Regions from separate parts of the Mus musculus genome. Here all the other regions are linked to region 2. Evidence: chromatin loops called from intact Hi-C (ENCODE). Cell type or tissue: heart. All regions are shown on one strand. Links, peaks and the distances in the headings refer to the core of each region. The heading gives the core; the rest is flanking DNA.

What was found. Peaks named below come from ENCODE experiments on the same cell type or tissue, not always from the same donor. Only the 100,000 strongest peaks of a DNase experiment are listed, where the experiment ranks them.
Region 1: it touches region 2 in a loop (1.8-fold over the local background); 5 of 42 quality-filtered maps call a loop at or near these places.
Region 3: a loop joins it to region 2, with 2.0 times the contacts of the local background. A loop is called at or near these places in 3 of 42 quality-filtered maps.

The regions. Positions count from the first base shown.
Region 1 is chr2:160,505,221-160,515,364 of GRCm38, forward strand. No RefSeq gene overlaps it. Among named protein-coding and RNA genes, the nearest start is that of Gm14221, 70 kb to the right of the region's middle. In heart, for the core only: no CTCF peak of the experiment used is centred there; a DNase peak (open chromatin) is centred at 5,601.
Region 2 is chr2:160,446,918-160,457,061 of GRCm38, forward strand. No RefSeq gene overlaps it. Among named protein-coding and RNA genes, the nearest start is that of Gm34980, 77 kb to the left of the region's middle. In heart, for the core only: no CTCF peak of the experiment used is centred there; DNase peaks (open chromatin) are centred at 4,324, 4,714 and 5,284; H3K4me3 peaks cover 1,563 bases; H3K27ac peaks cover 1,457 bases; H3K27me3 peaks cover 1,011 bases.
Region 3 is chr2:160,532,945-160,543,088 of GRCm38, forward strand. No RefSeq gene overlaps it. Among named protein-coding and RNA genes, the nearest start is that of Gm14221, 43 kb to the right of the region's middle. In heart, for the core only: no CTCF peak of the experiment used is centred there; no DNase peak of the experiment used is centred there; H3K4me3 peaks cover 748 bases; H3K27ac peaks cover 722 bases; H3K27me3 peaks cover 311 bases.

The DNA.
Region 1 (10,144 bases), core at 782-8,781, 58 kb after region 2:
CAGTGACACACCTATTCCAACCAGATCACACCTATTCCAGCAAAACCACACCTCCAAATGATGCCACTCCCTGGTCCAAGAGTATACAAACCATGACAGTGGCTGTCTAGGTATCAGCCAGGGCTGTGATGAACTGGAAGGATAGACTCGGGCTACAGTGTCTGGCTCCAAGGAAGCCCACTCGTGTGTAGAAAACCAGCACTTCTGTCAGCAGGAGATTTCATCTCCTCACTACGTTGGCCTTCCAAAGAAGTGGCTGCCCTCCCAACACAGCCAAAAGCTTGGCTTTTCCCAAGCAGGGGATCCAAAAAGGCAAAGTAGGGCATCGGTGTCTTTTAAGAGATACAAACAGAAGTCACAAGCCATCACTTTGGCTGTATCCTGTTGATCACATGAATAAGGATGAATAGCAGGAAGCCAGGATCATTGGGGGCCATCTTGGAAAGTAGTTACCTCACGGTGCAAATGGAAGCCAAAGGAGAGGTGGCTATTTTGTCTTACCGGAGTCTATCAAGGCACCTCAGAGGAAAGGAAATATTCACAGACACTTGAAGGAGAAAGTTGTCTCAGCAAAGAGGAAGAGGATTCAGCTGAGGAACCAGCCTGAGTGATAATAGCTCAGAAGACTGCCCTGAGGATACAGTGGTTCTCAGTCCATACCTGAAGGCAAGGGTGGGTGGGTCTGAGTGGGCTGGAGAGATGGAACTAGAGCCTGAGTCAGGCCCTGGATAGGCCATAGAGGATTTCGTGAGGGACTGAGCTTTAGTGGGAACCAGAGAAAGCAGGTCTGTCTCTAATGCCAGCCCCCTCCCACACCCTCACTATGTAATCTTGCTTAGACCACCTTAACCTGATCGGGTCTCAGCTTTCTCATCAGTAAAATGGGAATAATAGGAGGATGTGCCTGAATGTGGTCGTGGGTGTTAACTTAAGGTAAGACACTGGCACTTAGCGCACCCTCATCTGTGTTAAAGGTGTCCTGGGGTCCAAATGTCCCTCCTCTCCTCAGCATCCTTCTCCTGAGCTCTAACACTACTTTCAAATCTTCTTCTGAGAATATTATTGCCAGCCCCCTACCCTGGATTAGAGGCCCCCCAAGTCTGGGGAAGTCAGGCTAATGGCCCCCTTTGGACTGACCGTCCCTCCACTGCACAGCACCCAGGTGGGTTGTTTGACTCCATCGTCACCATCATAGCAACGATCACAGCCTGTACAGACTTTTGTTTAGACTTGTGTTCTCTTCGCAGCCTTTATCCCCAGATTGAATGCTGTGTAAGGTCAGAGTCTCCCTGCCTTCTCTTTACCTCCACACCTGCAATGCAGACACTGTCCTTTACAATAAAGCCCAGGAGATAAAAATAGAGTCTGACCCAGCTTGATCTTGCCTCTCAAAACATGCTCTCTTGCTGTACAGCCTTGGATAACCCAATGCTTCAGTTTTCCCATTTGTAAAATGGGTCTGACACCTCCTACCTCATTAGAAGGTCTACATCATACAACGTACAAAGCACTCAGAACAGTGCTTGGAGAAAGTATATATGGACAGAGGGTTTGTTTCATACGTGGACCATTGTAGGTTGAATGTAAAATGCCCCCCATGGGCTCATGTGTTTCTACATTTTGTCTCCAGCCCAGCCGGCGGTGCTGCTTGGGAAGGTTGGAGAACCTTTAAGAGATAGAGCCTCACTGCAGGGAGTGGGTCACTGGAGCTGCACCTTGAGATTTTATAGGCCTGCCCCACTTCCTGACAGTCACAATAATGTGACTGACCAGCTGCCCCAACTGCTGGTACCCCACCATGAACAAAACCAGAATAAACCCTTCCGTAATTTTGTGTCAGGTATTTTGGTCACAGCAACAAAAGAACATCGCAATACGTGGATATATCCATGTATTATGTATATCTATATGTGTGTGTTCAGAGATACAGCAGTAGGTGCACAATAAATATTTGTTGAATAGTGTGCTTATTCTAATAAAAGAAACAAGTCCTAACTATAAGAGAGCCAAGATAGGGGTGAAGACAGAGGGCCCAATTCTTGATCTGAACAAGGGAAAAGAGAGCCTTGAACTTGAGAACCTTGCAAGCTGAAGATGGCAGAGAAGGGCAGATATAAGAGAAGACTCAGTGGGAGGGGCCAGAGGCCAAAAGACCCTTCTGGGGACCCCCCACCTGGGACTGCCAGCCCATGTACTAACACACTCGGAACAGCTAAATCATACATTATTGATTTGTCAAACGTATTTGCATATAAATAAGCATGATCATTCATAGAGGCCGCACAGTGCCGCCTCCCCTCAGTGCCATGATTGCAGATGGATGGCCCTAGTTAGACACGAACCAGGGACGCTGCCACCCCAGCCGCAGAGTCAGTGGCTGATTTAAAACTACATTTATTGGAGCATGTAAGTGTGACAACCTAGTGGTGAGTTTGGGATAATTAGTCTAAAAGACAAGATGAACGACTCCTAAAACTGGTATTGTGATGAAGATCCCGCCCCCAAAAGCCCCCTCCCTTCCACCAGCTCAGCCCTGATACCAAAAATACAGCCTATGATAATTAACTAGGGGATGTTAGCAGGCAGGATTCAGTTTCCAAAGGACTGTAGAATTTCACACCCAGGTTGATTGAGTCCCCTCCCCCCTGTGATTAGCAGGAGAGAGCAATTCGCAGGGGGGTGTGTGGGGGGGGGAGTAGGCAGACAGTCCTAGACAAAGTCTCTATGGCCAGGCAAGCAGGTGGCTTCACTCAGCCTCCCCCGCACTCGAACCGAGATGGATCTGCAGGGTGAAGCATGCTGACCCAGGGAAATTATATCTGCCACGTTAATTCATTCTGCGTGGGAGATCAGCCGTGAGCTTGGAGGCTGGCATCGCCTGCCTCTGATGGATCAAGGGACCCAGCTGCTCAGCTACACACAATACTGGAGAATCATCATCCATCGCAAGGGAAACACGCCGTGTGCTAACACTTCATTTTAATTGTTCCAAATTACGCTAGAAGACTTACAGCCCAGCAGGCCAGGCAGCAAATACCAAGCACAACCTTGAGAACCAGCCTGGCCTAGAGGGAACCGCAACACGATATGGATGCAAAAGCGGGATTCGATGCCTTTTTACCCAACTCAGCCTCGGGCTCCTTGGGGAGAGATAAGGGCTGCCCTGTTACCCCGTGACTTCCAACCCACCAATCAGTGAGTTCCAAGGTTTCTTCTGCGATTTAACTTGTTACAGACCTAGCCCAGCAGAGTGGCGATTAATCCCAGCACTCCGGGAGGCAGAGGCAGGCACATCTATACTTTTGAGGCCAGCTTGGTCTACAGAACGAGTTCCAGAACAGCCAGGGGCTACACAGAGACACACTATCTTGAAAAGCCAAAGGATGAAAGAAGAGAAGGGGTATAGGCCCCAGCGGGAAGAAAGACAGAGACTTAGAAGTTTAAGATTCTCAAAGAGGAATCCAAAAAGGCAGAAGCCAGCAAAGAAGTCTGTGGTAGGCAAAATGATTCCCCACAAAGATGTCCATATCCAGACTACCAGAACCTAATGTTGATAAAAGGGACTTGGCAAATGATTGAGAACATCAAGATGGAAAGATTTTCCTAAATTATCCAGGGGGCCCAGTGCAAGCACAAAAAAAGGTAATACTGGCCAGAAGGAGGTGCGACTGGCTTATAAAATGGAAGAAGGGACCATGAGGCAAAGAATGTGAGTCACCCCTGAAAGCTGGTAAAGTTCAGGACACACATGTTCCCCCTTGAAGTTCCCCACACGTTCTTGGAGAAGGAGCATGTCCCTTTTCATCCTGGTAGCATGTACTTCAGACTTCTGCTTCCAGAACTGCAAACTAATGAACCCACGTGCTCCAACCCACCACCTGCATCGACATTTTACTTGTGTCAGGCCAAGAGGGCTGTCTGAACTTCCAGAATCAAACTTGTGCTCCTGGGATGCCCTGGTGGGAGGGGGTTGTAGGTGCAGGCCTACAGATACCACAGCAGATGAGACCTGGGAAATCAGAGGGGCTACAGGGACAGGTGATTCAATTAGGAGGTTGCCTGGCCAAGTGGCCCTCAGCTATTGGGGCATACCTGTCCTTCAAGTGCCTGGCCCCTGTCTGACTCCACACAGGAGAGAAATATTATCTGGTTACTTGAGTTTGGACCCTGCTCTGTATGTATTGCTCACAGCTGGGAGAAATCAGTAGACATCTTACCTTGGCTGAGGATATAGAAATAGGCATAGCCCTGGAGGTCACTGCTCAGCCACACTAGCCTGCTTGGTAAGTTCCAAGCCAATGACAGACTACCTCCACAGATCACTATGTATGGCTCCTAAATAATAACACCCAGGGTTGTCTTCTGGCTTCCACATGCTCATGCATATGTGTGCACATGCATGAACACAAACACACACACACACACACATATACACACACTACATGTAAAAAGCATGCAGCCTTTGACCCAGCCTGTGACTGTCAGACACCATACACATCACACATACGCACATGCACACACACACACACACACACACACACACACACACACACACACATTAGATTGCCACTCTAGACCGCACCTTGACAAACCCAGGAGCATACAAAAATCACTTCTTGACATCTAGAACCTGACTGTTCTGTGTTGCTCTTAGACTGAACTCCAGGACAGAGATTGGTTTTGAGCCAAAGCGAAGTCCCAGAGTAGAGTACCACCCTGCCCCTGTGAGTCCACACTGCAGCACACAACAAAGACTAGCTCACTGGAGCAGGTGATCGTGTTCACCTAGACATGGAGGAGAAAGACTTTCCCTGACCACTGTGCAAATCATGGCAAACCGCAAATCCCTATCTCCGGATAATGGACTGTTCCTCTCTCTTCCCATCACTATATGCACAAAATGCTCTCTCTTATGTTTTAGGGCTTACATCACTCCGATGAAACACCATGACCAAAAGCAAGTCAGGGTAGAAACTGTTCATTTCGCTCACAGTTTCATATAACAGTTCATCAAAGGCAATGAGGGCAGGGACTCAAGCAGGGCCAGAGCTAGCGCAAGGGCCATGGAGGGTTGCTGCTTACTGGCTTGCTCCCATGGCTTGCTCAGCCTGCTTTCTTATAGAATGCAGAAGTACCAGCCCAGAGTTGACCACACCCACAATGGGCTGGGCCCTCCCCCCTGAGTCACTAAGTAAGAAAATGTCCTACAGACTTGCTCACACCTTAGGCTCCCTCCTCTCTGATGACTCTCGCTTATATCAAGTTGACATAAAACTAGCCAGTATACCTCGGATCTCTGCTCTGTATACACCGCCTGTATACACCTTTCTGGCTACCACCTAATCTCGTGGTGAGTTACAGCTGCTCTGACCCAAAGCAGTCAATTTCTGTTTCCAGACAGGGTATTGAGAATGGAGCAGAACTGTCCTGTATTATAAATGGAGGAAGGGAGGAGAGGAGGGAAGCCGGCAAGCAGGCCCACACTGCCCCTGGGGCATCCCTGATTGGCCTATTGGAAGCCCTTTCTGAAAAGTCAGCCTAACTCCATTCCCTCTGTATGGGCAGCTTAGGCAGAGACATTGCAATTATTCCAAACCCCACCCAGCCAAACAATGACAGTACAAGCCCTGACCCCTCTTTTCCTCAGCTTCGGAAACAATGACCTCACCACTGGCAGACAATCCGAAACAGCCTCCAGAATGTGGACGTGTGAGACTGTATCCCCAGAATGCTTTGCAAAAAGTAAATATTGTGACAAACAGTCAGAAATGTGGTACATTCGATAGCTGCTCATATGTTCACATTAAAAACATTGAGATGTATAATTAAAAATCTGTTTCAAACTGCGGAGAACATGTAAAAAAAATAACTTCCCCATTTACACATGAAAAACAAAAGCAAATCAATGGGAGCCGTAGGGGGCGGGGATAGAATAAAACAACTTCAACAGATGAAGACCCAATGGAGAGTGATGGTAACAAGTCTCAGATCTCACAAGGAGGCACTCCCCTCATCCCTCAGCACGGACTGCAAAGTCTAAGCTGCGCGTGCGCATGCTTGTCTTTCAACGCACCTAATGTGACGCTTCCCAGCATCTGAGTGAGAAGAGTGGAGAGATTAACATGGGGCTTGAGGCCCAGGGGAATATCAGTGAAGACCAGAAAGAAATACAGGAAAGACTATCAAGTAACAGGTATTTGCACCCCACAAAGCATGTGTTTATCATTTACCATCTTCCTCTTTCTCTGCCGCCATCCTCACAAGATCCGGAGTCTTCCAGTAATTACCCTGCGATTCTGTTGCTTTTTTTTTTATTATTATTATTTAGTTTTGTTTTAATTTTTTAGCTTGCATTTGAGAGGGAAGAAGTTGAGGGGAAGAAAGGAGAAAGGGAGTCGTGGTTTTGTCCTGAGAGATTTTTAGTGCATTATAAGGAGAAAACCAGCAAATTCTAAGCAGAGCTGGAGGAAGCGGGCAGGAGTGTGTGGAGAGAAAAGCTGGGGAAACTCTGCTGTGAATTCAGATTTAGGTCTTTAACATTCTTTGAGAGATTTCGATAAATAATTTAAGTTGTTCTAAATTCCTTTGATCAAGGGGCATTGGTTTTATGTGGGTTATGCAAATGAAGAACCATGCGCTCTCCCCTGCACAATCCGACTCCAGAGTGTGGACTCGGTGCTTTGAGAAGAACCAACAACAACACAGAAGTCCCAGGTGAAAGAAAGACTTTCCAGAGAAAGTGCACGCTGGAGTTGAAACCAGGGAGGATACGTTTAGCTCACAGGTGTAAATTGCAATTTCTTCTTTCTCAAGATAGGGAAGAAAAAAATTCCCTGCACGGACACCGGTTACTCAACACAAAAGGGGGCACTCTGCTGGACAGAGGGGAAAAACACCAAAGGAGGGTGGACAGGACTGTGGGTGGTGAGACACCCCAGTCCTCTAGGAGAAACATGGCCATCAAAGTGTGATCCATAGACACACACATCTGAGCCTGGGAATGACTTGACCTCCAGTTCATCTGATCCTCTGGCCAGGCTGCCGTGGACCCCCGTACAGCCTGGACTCTTCCAAATTCCATCTCTCCAGAAGAGTGACCATGAGAGATGGAGTTCTACCTGAAGATATCTAGGGCAGTCCAGAAGGCGCTTTCAAGTAATTCCCAGGAGTAAGAAGATGCTCTGGAAAAGGAAAGGCCATTTGCCACTTTCTGAATTTGCAAGCTAGGAATACTTTTGTTTCCAACAACCTTGTTTCACAAGCTTGTATAAATGGAAGTGGACTTGATTTTAGTGATTCTTAACTGCAATGCAGCCTGGGTAGCAATATGATGCTTTATTTTATTGATTGCAACTAGTGACCAACAAGGAAACTATCAAAATCACACCATATCACACAGGGTGCGAACTATCCGAGTACTTAACATCATGAGAAGGTGGGGCTGAGTTTGTAGTCAGGACAAACTTGAAGTCCTAGAGAGCAACCTAAAGCCCATGCAGTCTTGAGGCTCTTATCTAGGACAGTGGCACTCCCTAATGTTGGGAAGTACAGCTCGGGAGAGACAACGTGAAAATGGCATAAGCCAGGGATCAAGTCTCTAAGGTGGTATATCTTGGACAAGAAGTTTCCCATGGCTTGTGAAAGGCAGAACTCCAACTTTGCCATGCACAATAGTGTGTAAAAGGACCAATGTCTACTGCCCAGGAAACCTGACTTAGACTCAACCCTACTGACTCAGTAATTCTTTGTTTGTTTGGGATGTTATATAAACTCTGCACTGAAGAATAATAGCGTCTGTGGCATCTACCCGCTATGTATCAGAAACAACACTTTCTAGTTCTAATAGTTGAGTATGTCTCTGCCAAATATTCACAAGGGGAAAATCAACCCCAGCGCTCAGGCTACCTTCAATTACATTCTGAACCTCGGTTACATAGGAAGGAAGCCTTGAGGAAGACTCATCTAGCTTGTGCAAGCTCTACTCTGAAGGATCTGGGGACCTTCAGCCAATCTCAGCAAAGTCTACCACTCCTGCTACCTTCCCATTATGCCCTCCGAGAGCAGAGGACACAGGGTACTTTCACATTGACCTGCCAGGGACTCCAAGAAAGACTGAAGAAAAACTGATCAAATGGATTGGAGAATGAGAGCTCTGTAGCTGTGAGTCTGGTCCCAAGCTCATCTGTGATCCGCCCTTTGCTGACATGGAAGTTCCTCTGCTCAGCATGCACCAGACCCAATAGTCTATGTACCTCACAGTCTCACACTCAATGAACATACGGCCACCTCTACGTATGGCCTGAGCTATATAGTGAGACCGTGGAGAGAGAGAGACACAGACACAGACAGACAGACAGGCAGACAGACAACAATAACTCAGTAATGACTGCAAGATTTTCCCTCATCATGTGATCTTCAGTCAGGCCTGTTTCGCTTCTTGCCTGAGACTAGACTAGACCTGCACTGCCTTCCAGTATAGCTGAGTAATAACATCTGCATGTTGTTTTGACTTAGAGGCCATCGTACTTCCATCGATAAAGGAAGAAACCGAGCTTTGGAGAATGTACGTAATCTTTAACTGGAACAAAATCACCCGTGAGTCAGAATTCACACGCAGATACACGAAATACAGAGCTTGCCTTTCTGAACTCCCAGTTGTGTGAACCGAATGAACTTGGCCATCAGCGAAGGCGTTGTTGACCTACTGCTGGGCTCGTCCAGAAAGTCAACTTTCAGTGAAGATTTCCTGAATGAGCAGGACCAGAGGTGGGACTGACTTCGGGGAAACACTCACCCAGTCTGCGGTGCAGCAGATGGAAACCTCCCCGAGCCCATCCTCCCACCACCCCGCCCCCACTCACTTATCACCATGTAATTGAAATAATGCTTATCGACAGAGACTCACAAACAACTGCTCAATTTTCCTCAAAATTCAATTAAACTTCGTTTATTCTGGGGATCGATCCAATTAAAAGAAGGAAAATTTCAAATGGTCTGAGCAACACCATCCATCTTCAAACACAGTGTCTACCCCAGTGATGTAATAATTCGCCCAATCAATGCTTTAAAAGCATTTAGCAGTCTTGATAATGAACTTTTGTCAAAACAGCCTTGCAGAGCAATAAGTGCCTGCAGATTAATATGAAGTCATAAAGGGCTAATGCCTTGGGGCAGATGGGGGGGCAGGGGGAGTCATGAGCTGGTGCTTCCTCTTTCTCTACCTCCTCTGAACTAGGCATAGGCAGTATTGAGGGACCTAGAAGATGGCCCATGAACCCCTACCCTGCTCAATCTGTAGGCTCTTCTTCCTCCCTCAGTCTCAGGGATCCCAACTCCACCCAGCCAGGATCTAGGATGTCACCAACCCAAAACACACAGTCTTCCTTGCAGAGAAGGTATCCAGAACGAAAGGGTTAGCCTGCCAGCAGGGTTTCTACTGGACCACCTGCACTTGCTAGCTCTGGCTTCAGATGGTCTGTGAGCCCGAAGAACCTCCTTTTCTCACATGGAAACAAACCCTTGTTTCTCGAGGTACCCAACTTCCAAGTTGTGTGACCTCCAAAAAGTTACTCAAGGTCTCTGAGCTTTTAATTCCTTCATCAGGAAAGCAAAATTAAATGGCATTTATTGAAAGTGGGAGGAGGAGACTGGTTAACAAAAAAATGCAAAGATGAATCAGACTACCAGGCAGTGGTGGCACTTGCCTTTAACCTCAGCACTTAGGAGGCAGAGGCAGACAACTCTCTGTGAGTTTGAAGCCCAGCCTGTTCTACATTGGGAATTCCAAGACAGCCAAAGCTACACAGAGAAACTCTTGTCTCAAAAAACTAATGATAATAATAATAATAATAATAATACCCCCCAAAAAAACCTAATACCCAGGCTTTACCTCTAAAGATCTCAGAAAGAGACAGGTACAAAAAGCCAGATAGCAAGAAGCTGTCATATCTGAAGACATGTGAGACATATCTCAAACCCGTGTCGTAAGCTCAGCACCTGGCAGATCAGGGAGGATTTGGTCAAGGAGCAGGCATTTGCCAGGCAAAGAAAGCTCATGGGCAGATAGAAGAGAGAGTGCAGAAGTGTGGCAAGGCATAGCAAGGGAAGGGAGCAGGGCGGGCTGGTTGAAACATCATTTTCAAGT
Region 2 (10,144 bases), core at 1,377-9,376:
GCCCCAGAACCCTAACGCAGCCCCCTTCTTCTCCGGGTTTCTGTCTCGTTCAGACCACCTATGCTCCGGAGTCTGGCGGCTACTCTTTGGCCAGAAACAGCCTGGGGAATGCTTCCTCAGGAAATGAAGAACTGTGGGAAGCAGGGCACAGCGAATGCTTGCTCTGCAGGCCCCAGGGGCTTGTTCTCAGCCACTGAAAACACTTCATCATCAAAAGCGCTCGCCACACTTCCCCAGATGTCAGCCCAAATCGGCTCTTAGTGCCAACTAGATACAGGCATCCTCCACTGAGCCTGTTTCTCCCTGCTCAGCTCTCACTGCTCCAGTCATCCCAGCTTGAGGACCACTGTGGGAATTCTGCACTAGTTCTGAAAGGGAGAGAGACTGACAGGAGAGCCCGGGAATAGGGGACGAATTCCACATCAGCCCAGGGGAAGGAGAGTCTGGAGAAGCTCCTGGAGAGACATGGCCTTGTCTATCCCCCTCTGATCTGATGGCATCTCCCTATACTCTAAAGGCTAAGACCTGGCAACTATTTAACAGTGATCTACCTGCTTCTTATAGTCACGTGAAGCACAAAACCCCTAATTAGATTTAGAATGGCTTAATGCCCTTCTCCACGAGCAAAGATGGGTGTCTCTTCCTCTCCTCGTCTCCTCATTGGCCTCACCACCACCTCCGTCAATTCCATTGCTTATGATGAGTTAAGTCCTTTGCATGGATTAATCCTAGTCTGCTCATCCCCACAACTACAATATGTGTAAGGAACCACCATTATCCCTATTGTAAATATCAGAGGCTGAAGCACAGAGGGCCTAAGTCATCTGCCTACAGGCACACAGCAAATGAGTAGTAGAACCAGGCCGAGACCAGAGCTCACCAATTCTAATGCATCAACCATAACTGTACCCATTCACATGTACGTAATTCTTTACATAAATCTCCAAGTTTCAGGCTCATGGAAATGCAGAACAACCAGCAGAGTGGGTGCATCAGTCTTCAGAACCCAGTTTAAAAGTTGCCCATTGTGGGGGTTGGGGAGGCTGGGGAGATGGCTCAGTGGCTAAAGCACTCTTGCCTTCCAAGTGTGAGGACCTGAGTTCAGATCCTCAGGATTACCAAAAATGCCTGTACATTGCAGAAGATGACAATGTAGAGTGGCTGGAGCAGTCTAGCTAGCCAGACAGTCATACTAGTGAGGCATGGGCTCACTGGAGCCCCTGTTTGAATGAATGCAGTAGAGAAAAATGGCCTACCTCAACCTCAGGCCTAAACACACACACACACACACACACACACAAGGGGAGGGAAAAAAAAGACAAGTTTATAGTCAAGGCTGGGGAGGAAGAGACAGGTGAATCTCACAGGCCAGTCAGCCTGGCCTATTTAGTGAAGTCCAGACAAGGAGAGACCCTGTCTCAAGAAGCAAGATGAAAGATTTTTAACAATAACACTAAAGATTGTCCTCTGGATACCACACATACTCATAGACACACACACACACACACACACACACACACACACACCTCACTAGACATGCAAATTAAGATAGAGACCAGTGAGCAACAGAGCTGGGATTCACTGCCAACTCGGCCTTCCACCATGCTGCCCCTGGGTCTTCTGGAGGTTTCTGGTTGGTTCAACACTCAGCAGTCTAGAAACAGAGTGGGTTGACTTTGCTCCAAAGTGGCTTCTTGCTGCTCAAGTGTCAGGGAGCTTGGAGATATCAAAAGAAAGAAATCCCTTCTAAGCTCCCTGTTGAAGAACAGAGACCCCAGATGCACTGTAATGGGGCTTCAGTGACTTCAGTGTGGTCTGGACCAAGGAAAAGCATGATAGCCCAGACAGCTAGGAAGAGGGACCAGGGTTCAAGGGACAGTGAGGGAACTGGCAGCCGAGAAACAGCTTCAGACCAAGCCCCCACTAGTACCTACTACCAAAAGTGACAAGAATGACTGGCAAAGCCTGTGCCCCTTTCTCACCCCTTTCTAAGAAGCATAGACCAGGGCCTAGGGGGAGTTTGGACACAGGAACCTCCTTAGTAATGACAGACACGCTGCAGCCACCACCAAAATCTCAAAAGAGTTTGTTGTGACTACCTGAGATTTTTGGTAATCATTTATCTGTATCCAGTTGTGACTTGTCAGAGTGATCCAGAATTTTCTGGCCAGCAGAATGACCCAACCAAATGACTATAATATCCACCCGGGGAGAAGCTCGGTGTTTTAGGTAACTTGGGTGGCCTGAGGGAAGTTTGTTGAAATATTAAATACAGTGTGAGCTGCTTCCTGGCCAGTCTGTGACCGGATCTGCCTTGTTCAGGGCATTTTCCCCAGAGAACTTGGCAAAAAAAAAAAAAAAAAAAAGTAAGTATCTGGGAAGCCAGTGAATCAATAGTTGGTGTGGGGAGAGCCTCGCAGTGAGTTTAGGTTTAGGGGCTCCAGGTTCTTTCCTTAGACCCAAAAGAATCTCTGCTCCAGGCTGTGGGTGTAGCTCAGTTGCCAAAGTGCTTGCCCAGCACGGATGAAGCCCTGTTTGATCTCAGCACGCCATACACCGTGCTTTTAATCCCAGCGCTGGGGATGAGGGGCAGAAGGGTCAAGGTCATCCTCAGCCTCATAGGACGTTTGAGGTCAAGTGGGGCTACACGAGATGGGGGAAGGGAGGTAAAAAGAAATCTCTATGCCTCACCCAAGAGCTTCAGTGAAATCTGTTTGCAGTGCCATTTACTCTGCCCTGGGCACAGAGAGATACACAGATAACATAGACACATGTGTGGAAAGAGCTTATACAGGGAACATACACACACACATGCACACACACATACACACACACATGTATACACACCAGCAACCTAGCTAGCTGTTCTGTTGCCCCTGGTTAAACATGGAATGCAAAAGAGAAAAGAATTTATCTACAAAAAAACCACAAGGGCCACAGAGAGGTTGTAGAAGCGTCTATGCTTCTCTATATTCCACAGCAACCTGGAATCTGACCACTGTCAGAGGCAAGGTGTCACCTGGGAAGTAGATAGCTACCCAAAGACTAACAAGACCACAAACTGTGGGTCCTTAGGACACCTGGCTAAGGGACAGATTTGTAAGGAAGTTCAAGGTGCCAAGAACAATTCTTTGTGTGCTCATCTGGACCCCAAATGTCTTTAGTGGCCCCAGGATAAGATGTTCCAAAAAGGTGTTATTGGGGAATCTAAAGTGTTGAGAGAAGTCCCCACCAGCACCACCAATAGCAAATCTAGCTAACCCTGGACCAGGCAGTTCTTTACAAAGAACAATCAACTGTGTCCTCCCTCCATAAACTCTGTAATATGTTCTCTACTCCCATTTCCTGGATCCTCACTTGGCCTCTCCTCTTTGGGTGGGAGTGGAGGGCCCTTAGGAACTAGCAAGTCACCGATTAGAAAGAAGAAAGATGTGTTTTGGGTTTCTTATGTTTTCTGGGACTTCTGATCTGTCCGATCTATGACAATAGTATCCAAGCCTCAGGTTCCTCGTCTGAATTAAAGGGACTCTTTTAGAGTGCGGAGGGTTAAATGAGAATCATGTATGTATAGCCCCTCCCACAGCACCAGACAGGACAAGTATGCTGTGATTATTAATCGAGGTGCTCACAACAAAATAAGTTGGAGTTCAGTGTGGCTAAGCAACTTGCCAAGGTCACACATCCGCTAAGGGGCAGATCTGGGCTAGAAACACAGGCAGCCAAATGGCAACCTCCTTTCCTTACCTCCACCTGAGCAGTGCCCAAACTACTTGATTTCCATTTCAGCGCAAACCCTGAGCCCAGGCGCGAAGTCTACCTGCTCTGGTTGGGATTTTTCCATGGGGGTGGGGGTGGGGAGGGAGAGATGTTGGAATGCACACAAACACCCACGCAAGGTTCATGGTGATTTCATTAACTGGGGACCCTGTTTCCCTGAGCCCCAATAGTACCCTTGCCCCCAGCCCCATCACTGAGCTTAGGGTTGCTCTACTTTGTGTGAACAGAACTGGGCAGCGTTGGGCCGGCAAATACCACGTGACAGTCTTACTTGGCCCCTTCCTCTTTCTCTTCTCCACCCCACCTCCTTCTTGCCGCCCCTCCCCAATTCAGCAGCAAAGACCTTTTCTCTCCAGGCCCAGGGCACAAACTCTGCACTTCCGATGGAAACAAGCGCTGAATAGATTTAGCAGGTTCTGATAAATGTCACGTTTATTTTGGTGCCAATAGAGTCACTGAATCTTAATTAAGACCCGACCCCCACCCTGCCCCAGATGTTGGTACTGATGGGAACGCCACACGCCACAGACTCCACTGACACCCGGAAAACAAGGTTCCTGTAAGGTTCCTGTAAGCCAGTGCTGGGGAGTGGTGCTGGGCTTGGCCCTGTCCACACAGGGACACTTTTTAAGGGGGCTTGTTCCAGCAAAATCTTTCTGATGCCTCTTTTCCAGTTTTAGTTTCCTCATCTTAAGGAAAAAGAGAACCTGCCCTTTCCACCCTAGGGCACTTCCCGGCTGGGGGCTGAGAGCCACAGGGACATTCTAAGCCTGTTTGCTGATTCTAATTGATTCCAAGCCGCAGGCCCGGGGGAATAGGCATGGGGGGGCGGGGGGGGGGGAGTTGGCTGGGAGAGCGGAGCTGCTACGTGGGCGGAGCTGAACTGGGTGGCTGAGCCAGCAGCTTCTAGCCTGCCAGAGAGTGAAAGCACACAGATTCCAGCCCCTTGTCCAGAAAGCTCCACCTAGGATAAGGAACCCAGGCCTTGGAGGGAGGAGGATGTTGGAAGGGGCGGGGCCAGAAGCATAGGCCATCTTTTCATTTGACTCCGGGTAACTGGAGTGAAAGACAAAAGACACAGACAAACCTGACTCTTAGCGCGCTCCCTGCCACCCCCGCCCCGTGCAAGCAGCTTCAGAAGCCTCTGGGCAGGAGAACACGTGAGGTGATGGATGCTCCGGAGTGAGGCGCATCCCTCCTACTCACGGAAGACTAAAAACTCTCTCTGCGTTTTGCTGAGCCTAGGTGTTCTCCCAGGGTTCCTTCTATAGATTTTATGTTCTCGACGTTTTTCTTTGGGTCACAGTTATGAACCAAAGGCTGCAACTGTATAGTTGGAGTGAGGAGATGGCTATAGGAAGGAGGAAGTACCAGAGGGAGACTTGGGAGAAAGTTCTTCATCTGCCTGTGGTAGGACTTGGTAGGAGATGGGGAGTGGAGAGGGCGGCTAGTGTGCTCAGAGGGTGGTCACAGGAAACAAGAAAGGGGAAGTCTGCAGAGGGAAGCAGTTTAGGGGGCGTGGTCAAGAGAGTTGCCATTGTTAGTAGTGGGAGCCCTTTGTGCTGAGCACCTCCGGGGTACTGAAATTCCCACTAGCACCAGTGGTTATCACAGGACAGAGACAGCAGCCGCATCTTCTACAGAGCTGATCTAAAAATTGGCCAGGGGAGGCATCCAGGACTTAAATTGAATACCTGTTTCAGAAGTTTGCTGAGGCAAAAAGAAGCAAGAAGATCTGGTCCGTGATCATTATCGCTACATTTGACTTGAGCTGACTTCTGTCTGAAGCTTTGCAGTGGCCACCTCGTCCCAGCAACGACTGCCTCTGCAACATATTGTCTTCAATTTAGGGTGTTTTTCATGCTATATTGTAACGACCTGTGATAGACTGAGCACCATCTCCACGTGCTTTTAACCCTTAACCCTAGGCCTTCTCTCCAGCCCCAAGATGACTAATTTTTTTTTTAAATAAAAGACTACATCAACTTTATATTTCTGATGATTAGGCGGAATGTGACCATTACAAAACATTTAGAATCTAAATTTAAAAAAAAAAAGACATCCAAGAAAACAAATTCACATGCCCTTCTACCAGATTATACAATATAAACTTCCCCTGAAGTCAAAATTATGACACAAACAGAGCTTTATTCCCTCCTTCTACTTTCAACGATGAGTCATAAACACTTTATCTGTGGCAGTAATTATTTAACCCACACAATTTGATGGTTGCATGGCTTCTGCCTCGTGGACGCCTCTGTTTGACCAGCTCAACCCCTTATGACTCAGACCCTTAGACCATTTCCATCTTTCCCCAATTATCCATAACAGCGCAGTGGCGAGCGTCCTTCTTACAGGTTTTCCTTAGGTTAAATTTTTGAAAGCAGGATTATAGAGTCAAAACTGGGGATGCAGCTTAGTGGTAGAATATTTATGTAGCATGTGTGAAGCCCCGAGTTCAACCCTCAGCACCACACAGACACAGATATTACAGGGCCAGGCTGGATAACTATCACAACCTCTATGAAGGGAATACAGCTAAGTTACCTTTGAGAGGAACTCACCTTCACGAAGCAGACCCTTGAGCCTTGTGCTATTCAAAGTGTTAGTCACTGGCTACATGTGGCTACTTAAAATTAAATTAAAAGAACACCCAATTAAAAGCGCAGCCCCTTCTCTCACCAACCAGTGACATTTCAAGTGTTCAACAGCATGTGCTTGGTTGAGTCTATAGGTCTGCACAGGCAGACCTTTCCATCACAAGAGAAAACTGTCCTAGAGGAAGCTATGGCGGACTAGAGAGAGCATAAGTGCAATCCATAAATGAAACCGCCTTTACAGAAAGTCAAGGGGTGATACATGCCTCTGAAAAGAGAGAGTGCAGTGAGAGAGTTTTAGTTAGAGAGCTTTACCATCTGGGTAAGACAGTCGGGGACTCTGTCTCTGAGAAAGTAACCTTTTGCCAGTGAGTCATAGAAAGAGTGTAAGAGGAAAGAGAGTTGCAGGCAAAAGGCCCTGAGACAAGAGTGTGCACGGCCTCGTTTGAAGAAAACCAAAGGACGTCCCGTGATGTGTGCCTATAGCCCCAGGTATTTGGGAGGCTAATGCTAGAAGGTTGCTTGAAGCCATCAGTTCAAGACAAGGGTAGTCAGCCTAGCAAGCTGACACAGGAGAAAAAGAAGGGGAAAGAGGGGAGAGGGGAGAGGGGAGAAAGAAGGGGGATTGTTCTGGATAGATTAAAGTGAAAATGTTAGAAAAATAGGAGATGAAATCAGAGATGTATTTTCACAAGATCAAGTCAGGCCTTGAGAGCGGGAGAGATGCCGCAGCTGTTAAGAACACTAGCTATTCTTGCAGAGGACCTAGATTCAATTCCCAGAACCCATACGGTAGCTCAAAATCATCTATAACTTCAGTTTCAGGGGACCTGATGCCTTTCAGGTACCAGGCACATACACAAAACATAGACATGCATGCAGTCAAAACACCAATACATAAAATAATTTAAAACTACATTACAAGGACTTTGGCTCAGAGGACTTTATCTCTGAGAGCTGAATGACTCCTAGGTTTTGACTAGAGATTAGCGTGTGACTGATGTTTTAGTTTTTATTATTGTTGCTGCTTGTTTGGTTGGTTTTGTTTTGTTTGTTTGTTTGTTTGTTGATGAAAGGTCCCACTCAGTAGCCGACAGCAATCTGGAACTTAAAGGGTTCCACTTGCCTCAGTTTCCCAGTGACTGACATCTTAAATAAATGCCTCATCTTTATGTGTAAAAGCCATAAAAGTTGACCATAGAGAGACAGAGAGCAGAATGCCAGAGGCTGGCAGGAGCAAACAGGTGATGGAGTTTGGATAATGGGGTAAGAACGGCAATTAGAAAAGAAGAGTAAGTTCCCATGCTAGAGCACAGAAGGTGGAATGTGGTTTATACAATTTATTATAAATTTCACAGTGGCTACAAGACAGGATTTTGAATGTTCCTGCCACACACACACACACACAAAAAAAAAGAGCTGAATGTTGGATGTGACACAAATGCTAAGTATCCTGCCTTCATCATTACAGAAGGCACGAACTAAACACTCCACTATGCCCAACTGATGTGCCCAACCCTTATCTGTCAATCAGAATGTTTATGAGTATCTCTGTGTGTGTGAGTGTGTGTGAGTGTGTGTGTGTGTGTGTGTGTGTGTGAGTGTGTGTGTGTATACATACCTACTACATGCCACAACATGTGTGACAGCCTGTCATTTTCTACCACTCTGTGTATTTCGGGTGAGCTGGCCCAGAAACTTTCCAACAATTATCCTTTCTCCACCTCTCATCTCAATGTAGACTGCTAAGGTTGCAGATGCGAGCCCCCACATCAGACTCTTGTGGGTTCCAGGGATGAAACTCAAGTTGTCAAGCTTATATAGCAAACACTTTTACCTGCCGCAGCACCCTGTTGGTCCTCAGTTCCATTGTTTTTAAACTCCAATAGATTATTACGGAACTGCAACAGGAAAACGTGGTCTATCAGATTGAGGAGAGATGGTTGAGAGACAAGGGGACAGAAGCAGAGAGATGAGTAAGGAGAGAGATGGAATGGTTCAGGGGAAGATGTTGGATGTAGGAGTCCAGAAGATACAGGCAGTAAGAAGTGATGGAGTTCTGATCCTAGTTACAGAGTGAAGCTCTAAGAGATGGGAGTAGCCCATGGTACAGATTCTAAATGTACCACTGTATCAATAGAGAAGCAACTAAGCAAGCTGCCTTAGAGCCAAGAACTGGGGTCTGAGTATGAGATCATTTGGTCAAATTGGACAGTTCTTTTCCGGTCACCTACAGCTTCCTGACTGTGCGAGGGGAAGGGGGTGGAGGAGGTTGTTTTCTCCAGAGACAGAGGGGAAACTTCACTTCAAAGAGCTGGAAAGAGCCCAAGAAGTCATATTTTGTTACACACTATCTGCAACTCAAACAGCTTTGTCGTGATGGGTCTGTTTGTCATAGATCAGTTAGTGGGTAGATTGCTTCGGTGGCAAATGGAGATTCAGACAATGCCAGAGCCGATAATGGTGCCTGAATGCTGGCAGGCGCTAATCAGGACTCAGCAATGACTCTGTCGTGCAGATTGAAGTGCGAGCATTTGGAGTTATTACTCAAGGCTTGTCTCTGCAATTAGATGATTGCATAACCTTAATATGATCAATCCCGCCGGATGTGAATTGTGCAGCTGTAACCACAAAAGAAGGTGGCGTTTCTGTTTTCTTGTTGAACACAAACATTCTATATGCGCAAGTCATAATTTTATAATGGCTGCTTTGGGCAAGAAAGAGCTTTGTCAGTCAGAAGATGCAGTTGACAAAGAAAAATATATATGCAATAGGAGTGCTTAAAGAGACGGTCATAATGTCAGCCTTTGCCTTGGGAGACATTGCTTTGTGACTCTCTCTCTCTCTCTCTCTCCCTCTCTCTCTCTCTCCCTCTCTCTCTCTCTCTCTCCCTCTCTCTCTCTCTCTCTCTCTCCCTCCTTTTTTCTTCTTTGTACACATCAATTTTGAGGCCAGAATGTTGGGAAACTTAGAAGCCATCTTGAGCCCTCCCGGGACAACACGGTTCTGTGCTCACACATGCACCGTGGAGATTGTCGGAGGGAATCAGCTTGACATTCATCAGCAATTGCACATCACACCCCGTTCATCAAGCCTCATTGTTCCGAGGGGACGTGAGCTGCGACTCTGGCTCTTGAGATCCCAGATCCTTGCAGAAATCTTCACCCGCCCCCCCAAAGGCCCTGCTCGGGGGACTCCAAGGACACAGCCCTCAGATGCCTTCTGCCTTTGAGGCCCTGTCTGTCTTGAGGATCAAACAATAAGGAGTCCATGCTAAGGATACCAAGATTTCTCCTCTGTCTCTGCCCCACTTCCAAGGGAAGCAGATTGTGAGGATGGGAAACTCCTAGGGGCAGGGGATTGTTTTTATGGTCATCAGAGATTGTGCTCTTAAAAGGAGGAGAGAGAGAGTGAAGAAGAAGAAGGGGTTGATGGGAAAGAAGTATAGAAAGATATTTAAAAATAGCAAATTCTGGAGGTTATCCAAAGATGAGACTTGATAACCAAATGAGTGAATGACTAAGACTGTGTACATGTGCACATGCGCACACATGCCAATACGTGGTCAGAGCGTGGTTTCAAACTGTTGTCAAAGCCAAAGCAAAGCATCGTGTGCTGTTTCCTGGGAGGTGGGACTCAGGATGCTTATTGGAAGCTGGTGTTGGAATCCACGCCCACAGGAAGAAGGAAGACAGCGAGACTGGGCAGAGGGAGACACGGACTGTGAAGTAGCTAGAACAGTGCAGTCCCTGCCCACCCCAAGTGGAGCT
Region 3 (10,144 bases), core at 1,171-9,170, 86 kb after region 2:
AAGGACTTGGATTTACCTTTAAAAATGAATATATCTGCACAGCAAAGGAAAGCAAGAATGCTAACTGTGGTCCTGCCCATGAGGAGGGGTCATTACAAATGACTTTCATTTCCCTTTCTAAATGTTTGTAGATAAAAGAAGGTGGAGGATGTAGTTATCGTAAGGACTGCTGCCAAAATTCCTCCTAGAGAAGGATCTAGCTTTGGAGAATCATCTAGAAAACAAAGGAGTCCAAAGGTGGATCTTTGAAGACCTGGCCCAGGGGCCATACCAGTGCTGGGCCTTTCCTGTCTCAAGCAGGATGGAGGAGTTGGGAGGCCAGAAGCACCAGGGACTGCAGCTGAGTGCCCTCCACAGACAGCAGGACGCTTGATTCACCTGGGAGGTATCAACTCTATAATCAAAATTTAAAAATTGTCTGGTCCTCGTATTTTAGGGGAAACAACGCCTTTCTCTACCCCAAGTGGGAATCTGTCTTTCTGGAGCATGCCACCCCCAATAGTCACCCATCTGAAATCGCTCACATCAATCCATCTCCAGGTATGGAGACTTGTGAGTTATACCAGAGCTCAGACAGAGCTGAGGAGAAAGCCGAGCGTGAGCCATTTGAAAAAGAAGACAAAGCGAGGGGTCTGACTGGCACTGCCCCATATGCTCTGGGGACCATGGCCCTCCACAGTAAGGACCTGAAGAGTCGCCTGGACAGTGCAGACAGGAGCCACCTTCCCTCGGAGCCCACTGAGTGTTTACAGATTGCACAGTGGAGCTGCAGCACAAATATCAGAGGTCTATTTTGTAAACTGCTTGTCAATTACATAATTTGCCCAGGAATGATTTTTGCATCTAATTAGCACAAATTGTCTTACACACACCAAAAAAAAAAAAAAAAAAAAACTAAGGAGATGCATCTAAAAATAACACATGGGTCTTGGATGGATATCTTAATTAGAAACTCTTCCTTAAAAGTGAAAACAAGCAAATTTGCAAATTGAAGAGGCTCCAAGGTCAGACCCAGGGACCCCAGCTTCTCCCTCAAAGAGTCTTGGAGGCACCTGAAGGACAGATCTCCCCGGGGGAAGTTGTTTAGGAAAGAAAGGATAGCCCAGGTTATCTCTCTTACCTCTAAAGGTGGGGACCCCAGAAGTTGTAAATAGTGAGCACACATGCCCTTTCTGAGAAGCTTCCCCCATGGGTGCTGGGCCCATCTACATGGCTTAAGTGGCCTCTAAGTCTATGGCTAGATACGTGGTCTGGACCCAAAGATAACTCAGGTTACAGAAGGCATGTCATCACAGCTTAGATACTCTGGCTCATTTGCACATTGACAAAGGTGGGCTCTGGATTGGTTCAGGGAAGACCGATCCCACCTTGGAGACCCACAGCAATGCCAGGATCCTGGTCCCCAGCCAATAGCTTCTCTCTCTCTCTCTCTCTCTCTCTCTCTCTCTCTCTCTCTCTCTCTCTCCCTCTCTCCCTCTCTCCCTCTCTCCCTCTCTCCCTCTCTCCCTCTCTCCCTCCCTCTCTCTCTCTCTCTCTCTCTCTCTCTCTCTCTCTCTCTCTGTGTGTGTGTGTGTGTGTGTGTGCCCCACCTCCATCCCATCACTGAGTTAGGGACCTGCGGCTGCTGTAAACACATCCTATACATTGAGGACAACAGATGCATTTCTCTGTAGTTCTGGAAATGAAAGCCCATGATTAAGGTGTTTCATGGCTGGGTCCTTCTTGGACTGTTGCATGTAATTTTAAAAAGCATGCTTGTTCCCTGCCCAGTGTCAGCAAGGGCCATCTCACCCAGCTCCCTCTAGCCCCGAGGAAGGAAAATACTAGAGACTTATATTTTAAAGCTGACTAGATAACTCAAAGGCTGGGTGAAGAATAACTGGGAATAACTAGCCATTGCCTCCTCGTTATGTGGAAACCTTGGCTTCCAGAGCCTCCATCTCCATATCTCACCTTCAGCTTCCCACAACCTTCTCTTTGTGCTTCCCCTCAAAACGACCTCTCCTAGTCTATCTCTATGAAAATCTCTCTTTCCATTAGGACATGGACCATATATATGAGAGCCTACTTAAAGACCTCAGCTTGACATGATTTGGGGAAGTTGCTGATTATCAAATAAGGTCCCATTCCCAGATGGCAGGTACAATCATTACAACACCTTCTGAGGATACAGTGCAACCCATAATGGGGAAGAATGTTTGGGGGGACCATGGCTGACAGTTCTGTAGTAGCCCTGAGCAGCGCACCTACCTAATAGGCAGAGAGCAGGGGAAGCACCTCTCTGGCAGCATCACCCCTGCGTCCAGCCCACTTGAGGCCTAGACCACGCAAGGCTGTGAGCAGCAGACCTGGAAGAAGAGGAAGCCAAGTAGCTAGACCCAGAGCGCCGCAACACAAGCAGCTTCAGCAGGATTAATAATTATTAACAAGGTATTAATAAAGATGAATCGGGACTCTCCCCTCGAGTTCCCTGTGAGTACTCTGGGCATCTCTAGCACTACTACCACTAAACAAGAGGGTAGAAGCAAAGAACTTCAGGAGAACCTGGTCAGCAGCCCGGGATCTAGTAACTCCCTCTTCCCTTGGGGGGGGGGGGCCTTGTTTTGTCTGAAACATCACACAGGAAAGTCCTCCCTTTCCTCCCAGATTAGGCCGAACGTCACAGAACAACATACTGTTAGCATTTGTCAGGTCTTACATAGAAAGCCCTGGCTGAAGACTCAACTCCAAGTTACCTCAGGACCAGTTCGGCCTACAGCTGAACAGAGAAAATGAGAACCAGAGGAGAGAGTAGCGGGAGCAATTCAGCTCCAAGCCCTCAGAGAATCTCATAACAGAGACACACAACAGCAGTCAGTTGACAGCCATAATGGCAACAGCTCAGCCTTATCTTCTTATCTTCAAACTGGGCAGCATACATGAGTATTCCACCTCACAGGGAGGAAACTGGAGCTAAGAGATGGTGCAAGGATTCTCTAGAACACAGAGGTGCCAGGGCTTGAGACTCCTAAAGTAGACGTAGCTTGGCAGTGGCGTTGGGGGCAGGGTGGTGGGGAGAAAGAGAAGGGAAAACAAAAAAGAAAGAAGAGATGGAGGACAGGATGGGGTAGGAAGGAGGAATAAAGGATAGAGGGAGGAGGGAGGAAGGAAGGAAGGAAGGAAGGAAGGAAGGAAGGAAGGAAGGAAGGAAAGAAGGGAGGGAAGGAGGGGGGAGGGAGGGAGGGGGGGGAGGGAGGGAGGGAGGGAGGGAAGGAAGGAAGGAAGGAAGGAAGGAAGGAAGGAAGGAAGGAAGGAAGGAAGGAAGGAAAGAAGGGAGGGAGGAGGGAGGGAGGGAGGGAGGGAGGGAAGGAAGGAAGGAAGGAAGGAAGGAAGGAAGGAAGGAAGGAAGGAAGAAAAGAAGAGGAGAGACAGACGGATACATACAGGTTTAAGACCACATTTAGGGCACAGGGTCATTGATCACTGTACCCCCTGCCCTCTGCCCTCTGCCCTCTGCCCTCTGCCCTCTGCTCTCTGCCCTATTGCACTTTTCTCCTGACATTCTGAGCTTCCCCTTTTGAGATTCTCAGCGAGTTTATATTTGGGAATAATTGTAACGTAATTTGATGCATAATTAGGGCAGAATAGAAGACTGCGTTTTTAACTATCCATACATCCTCATCTCATTTAAATAATTCCTAATCTATCTGAGCAGACTGCCTGTGCTGCACTGGTGTGTATTGAACTGAGGATAATGAAATAAGAGATGGGACAGAGAAAATGCTATTTCAGAGTCTGAAGATCACCAATTAATGACATGAAAAAGCGAGAGGAACTCTATTCCTTAATATCCCCATGCAGGCACGCATACAGGCTCCCCAAAGCAATTAGGACAAGCTGGAGGACCAGGCAGGAGGAAGAAACGGTGCCTGACATGTGAGAAGTACTACAAAACAGTTTTAATTGAGCTTAGGGACTGGGGTGGCGGGGCTCATTCAGCCATAGGAGCCCAAGGACCTGAGTTCAGATCCCTAGAAGACACATGGAAAGCCAGGAAGAGCAGTACAGACTTGAAATTCCAGAGCTGGGAAGGCCAAGATAGGCAGCTTCTTGGGTTTTGCTGCTAACTTAGTTGGACCAGTGAGCTCGAGGTTCAGTTAAGAGACACTGCCTCAAAATAATGTGGAGAGTGAGAAGATATCCAGTGTTGACTTCTGCCTTACACACACACACACACACACACACACACACACACACACACACACACACACACAGAAACACGCACGCGCACGTGCGCAAGTGCCCAGCAAAATATGCACCCCTGCCCCCACTCCAAGCCCTCTGCAGACTCACAAGATTGATTTGGGGGCAGGTTAGATCAGTGCTTGGAGCCGGCCTTTCCAAACCCACATGGGAGGCAGACTTCTAGCCCAACAGGCCTGGATGCCTGGAGGCTCTCCCTATACCCAGAAACATCCTGTCCCCCGTCATTCCTTCATGCCAGGGTCTTTCTGCTCCAACAGATGGTTTCCTGTGGGCCGCCCCCGCAGCCACAGAGGGGAGAGCTGCTGTTTAGCCAGACCCCAGCCCTTTCACAGGCAGGTAAAACTTTAACCAGAGCCCTTTGGCGGGGCACTGGGCCCTGCGCTCCCATTCAGGGTGTGATAAATGACTACTGTCAGTGCGACATGAATGCTCATATTGAAAAGCCCTGCTCTCTGTCTCCCTCCCTTTCAGGCCGCCAACTTCTTCTCTCTCTTAAGTTACTAGGTGTCACTCACGTGTCACCCTTATCTTGAATGCCTCCCAGTCAGGGACCCCTGCTCCCTCTAACCCTCTCCTCCCACCTGCCCCACCCCCTCTCCCTGCTCTCAAGGTCTCTCTCTTCCCTCCTCCTCCCTCCTCTTCCTCTTTCTCCAATTCTCTCCTCCCTATCTCTTCCTCCTCTAGCCCTGACTTGTCCCATTCCAGTCTGAAGACGGAGGAAACCTCCCCCAACCCTGCCATTGCTGTTGGTCACAAGCACATGAATCCGCTATCCCTACGTCCCCACGTGGCCTTTCATGGAGTGGAGTGTATCGGCGATGGTGCCACACAGGCTATACTGAAGGGAAGGACAGCAGCACTGAACACGGACCCCTGGATGCAAACAAAGAAAGCATCCCCACAGCATCCTGATGCTGCTGAGGTCTTCAGCTCAGACCCCAGGAAGCACCATCTGCATTGTATTTCAACGGGGGGGGGGGGGGGGGGGCAGAGACACCAAACATTCTGTCAGTTCTGCTAACATAAATCAAAAATTGCTGCTCACCACAAGGCCTGGGAACTCTGCTCCCACCCCACCTGGGGATCCCAACGCAGCTTCACACTGTACAGATAACAGCTAAGCTGTGAAGAGCCATGTTCCCTACTTCCCCCAACCCTCCCCACGCCCACCCCCAGTGACTTTGTATGAAGCCTCTTGCTTCTTTCTCTCACTCAGTCAGTCAAACTATAGGAGCTCCATACCAGGGTGGCAAAGACATGGAGCTAAAACCACCACAGACAGGAATGTCCCATCACAAGCTGGAAAGGCAAGAAGCCTTTTTCTTGGGGAGATGGGGAATGGTTGTGTGAAACCTTAGCTTGTTCAGTGAGCAGTTCCCAAAAGGAAGAAGGTATGAATGGCTCAGTGTGTTGGGGACTGATTAGTAAGTTAGGGGTGTGTGTGTGTGTGTGTGTGTGTGTATGTGTGTGTATGCTAGGTACACATGTACACATTTATAGGAGTGTTCATGCATACATGGAAAGGTCGGGATTATCTCAGATGTAATTTATAAGGCATAGTCCACCTTGTTTTTTGAGAAGGGTATCTCATAGGCCTGGAACTCGCCATATAAGCTTGGCTGGCTAGCCAGGAAGCCCCAGGAAGTACCTTGTGTCTACCTCCCCACCACTGAGATGACAAGCTCTCACTGGGATTGAACCCCTGTCCTCATGCTTGCAAGGCGAGTGCTTTACCACCTAAAATTGCTGTTTCTTTACTCATGGAGGTGAGTAGCTTGCGTTTCCATAGCTCTCACTATAAAAAGAGAGTGGTAGCCTCACAGAATGCCACCTCAAACCACCGTTGTGTACATTCCTACCCATGACTATCTATTTGCTTGCTATAAAGCCCTGTGTATTGTGGGAACTGTGTGAGGGCATACAGGAGTCACGGCTAAGTCTTCTATTTCTGCCATACCATCCAGGAGGAAAGCAAGGGCCTCACCCACTCTGCATGGGTCTTCCCCAGGAGCACTCCCCTAAGCTTAAGGGAGCCACAGATGTGGGCTTCCAATGGACCTGGGTGCCCACAGCTGGATCCCTACATTCACAACTGAGGCCATGCAACACGGTCTTGTGAAATGCTCTCCACAGTAGAACTCTTGGATCAAATATACAAGGAAATGCATACAGCCTACTTTGCCACGATGACTATCAGTCCTCACAGGTTATTCAGAGCTCTGAGGGAGTCCACAGTAGACAAACCTCATTAACTTGGAGTTTCCCACCCACACTTGATAGCCAAGCCACCTTCAAGGTCCTCCAAAGCACACTGTCTACATGACTTTACTGCATACAGCCATACATGAGGAGCAGGTACCATCCTTTTCCCATCAGAAAGGTGAAGGAAGAGAGGTTTCACAAGGTTAATCATGTCCTGTAAGGTTCCATCTCCTTTTCAAAAAAAATATTTATTTTTAAGTGTATGAGTACACTATAGCTGTACAGATGGTTGTGAGCCATCATGTAGTTGCTGAGAATTGAACTCAGGACCTCTGCTCCCTGGCTCGCTCAGGTCCAAAGATTATTATATGAGAACACTGTAGCTGACTTGAGACGCACCAGAAGAGGGCATCAGATCTCATTAGGGATGATTGTGAGCCACCCTGTGGTTGCTGGGATTTGAACTCAGGACCTTCAGAAGAGCAGTCGGTGCTCTTAACCACTGCGCCATCTCTCCAGCCCAAGGTTCCATCTCCTTAGCAGAGCTGAGGGACCCTCTGACTACTGAGCTGGTCACTGGCCGTTGATTTGAGAAGTACGAGAAGAAATTTAGGAGAACCAGACACCAACCTACTAACATAGGGAGAAGAATGCAGGGTTTTCGCAGCTTGGTGGCCTCTAGACTACAAAAAAAGACGTAGAATACACCCATAGTCAGGAAAAGGAAAGTGATGGAAAGGAAGGGGCTCTCTGCCAGCTGACCATGAGCATGGCTGTACCCTCCTCGAAGAGTCCTCTGTCTAGCTGTCCCTATCACTGTTTCTTGCTTCTCTGCCTCTTCTGGGCTGCCAGGTCCTGGAGATTTGCCTGGCTTGTACTATTTCATGAACTGGCTCATTTCTCTCCCTGGTTAGCAATCATGGCATCCAGATAGAAACTATCATTCCTAGCCTGGTTCAAAAGAAGCATTAAAAAAAATAATAATAATAATAAAAGAAAGACAACCAGGGGGTTTGAATCAAAAAGGATCTCGCCACAGAGGGGCAGAAGGACTGGGCTGCCCAACCTCAGAGATACTCCACAGTCACCTCTGAAAGGATGCTGAGGGGCTCCAGCCAGTCCACACCTGTCAGGCTACTCACATTTTTATTAATGTAATATTCTTTTTGAGAACCACATACCTGCATACAAGGCATTTTGATCATATTCTCCACGCACACACACACTCCTTTGAAATTTACCATCATCCCCCCCCCACCCCTCCATCCAACTCCATCTCCTTTCCTTTTTTGTTTTCAATCCCATTGAGTCCCATTTGTGCTACCCATGTATGCGTGGGTGTGGGGCCATTTGCTGGAGCATCATCAACACACCAAGGACCACATCCCTGAAGAAAACTGTCTCTTCCTCCCTTGGCAGCCCTCAGCTGTCAGTAACACCTCAGCGGAGGATTGGGGGCTGTGAACTCCTCTCTACTCCCTGCTGGGATATTGACTGGCTTTATTTTTTGTAGGTCTTACACAGATGAGACAGCTGCTGTGAGTCCAGGAGTCCAGCCGCCCTGTCATGCTCAGAAGACACTGTTTGGATACAACTCTCTCCAACCTCTGGCTCTTACAGTCTGTCTGCCCCATATTCAGGAATGTTCTCTGAGCTTTAGGGTGGGTGGGGTGTGTGTATGTGTGTGTGTGTTTGTGTGTGTGTGTGTGTGTGTGTGTGTGTTTGCGTGTGTCTGTGTGTGTCTGTGTGTGTGTCTGTGTGCGTGTGTGCATGTGTGTGTGTGTCTGTGTGTGTATCTGTGTCTGTGTGTGTGTGTGTCTGTGTGCGTGTGTGCATGTGTGTGTGTGTGTCTGTGTCTGTGTGTGTATCTGTGTGTGTGTCTGTGTGTGTATCTGTGTGTGTCTGTGTGTGCATGTGTGTGTGTGTGTCTGTGTGTGTCTGTGTCTGTGTGTGTGTCTGTGTGTGTGTGTCTGTGTCTGTGTGTGTGTCTTTGTCTGTGTGTCTGTGTGTCTGTGTCTGTGTGTGTGTGTCTGTGTCTGTGTGTCTGTGTCTGTGTTTGTGTGTGTGTGTGTGTGTGTGTGTGTGTGTGTGTGTCTGTCTGTCTGTGTCTGTGTCTGTGTCTGTGTCTGTGTCTGTGTCTGTGTCTGTGTCTGTGTCTGTGTCTGTGTCTGTGTCTGTGTCTGTGTCTGTGTTATCCCGTTTGTGGCCGAGCATATCGCTGATACTGATTGTCTCTGCCAGTTTTGAGTCTCTGTGTCAGCAATCATTCACTGCCCAAGGAAGCTTCTCTAATAGTGTCCAGGAGTTAAGCTAAGCTTGGATAAAGATGTTTCCAAACTACCTCCTTCTGTATCCCTGGGCTGGTGTCTCTCAGTCTCAAAAACGGAGCCTAATTCCTTAAGCCTATTCATTCCCTGACAAAATTCATTTCCCCATAAAATATACCAGGTTGACTGTAATTGTTGCTTACACACAGCCAAAGGCAGCTTGACACATAGTTTTTTAAACAAACTGTTAAGACACAATATGTCATGATGTGAGCACTGTGGCAAGTGCCATCATCTAAAGGTGTACAAAGTTTTCTGCTAAGATCCCAAATAGAAAATTAGCTGCCTTAGTCTGAGAAAGGCCGAAAGAGTGGGTCTCTAGAGAGACTCTTCAGAGGCTGTTCCCCACACACCACAGTATAGGCATGTAGGGGGAAACAAAGCTTTGCGGGGCCACTACTGAATGTGATGTCCTGGTACATTCCTCCACTGAGCAAACAGAGACGCTAAGTACCTTGTCCCAGAAGACAACATTGTTAATAGGCACTGGCAATAAATTTTTTTAACTGCTTGTGTGTGTGTGTGTGTGTGTGTGTGTGTGTGTGTGTGTGGTGAGAGAGAGAGAGAGAGAGAGTTTACCCACACATGACACAGGGTAAGGGTACGTACGGAGGATGGAGGTCAGAGGACAACTTCCAGGGTTCAGTTCTCTTCTTCCAGCCTGTGGGCCCCAGGGGTCAAACTCAGATCCTCTTGGTGACAAACACCTTGACCTGATGAACCATCTTGCTACCCTGGTACTGACAAAGCTTGAGCACAAATCTGCTTGATTTCGATGCTTCATTCCCCACCACCCCGGCACCGCCACCACGCACCACCAAATGGATGCTGAAAGCTCTAGGAAAGAAAACCCCTTCCCTGCCCTCAACTTGTGATCTGTCCTGGGCCAGTAGTAAGGGCATGGCCTGAGCTGTGATCCAACGTCAAGACTCAACCACGGGTAGGTGTTTTTACTCTGCAACCAAAGATGGTCACCAGGCTACTGATGCTGATGGCTATCAGTCTAGTTCTAGACCATAGCCTTGAAATGAAGCTTGGGAACAACTGTCATTGTAAGTAGCTCTAGATTTCTATTACTACAACAAATTTTGCATCATTAAGAGGAAAAATAAAATAGTTCTGTTGCTTGCTTTCCATACCACATGCATTCAGGATCCCAATTCTTAGGCAAAATAAATGCAAAAGGGGGGAAACTCATAAACTCGGGCCTAAAGTGAGAATCGCCTCATTATTATTAGTGAATAATCACTTTCACATTAATGAATTAACTTTAAAATATCAGGCTTAACTACTAATTAACCTCCAGTCGATGCTTTAAATAAATTTTATTATACTTACTTTCCGAAGTAAAAATATCATCAATAACGTAT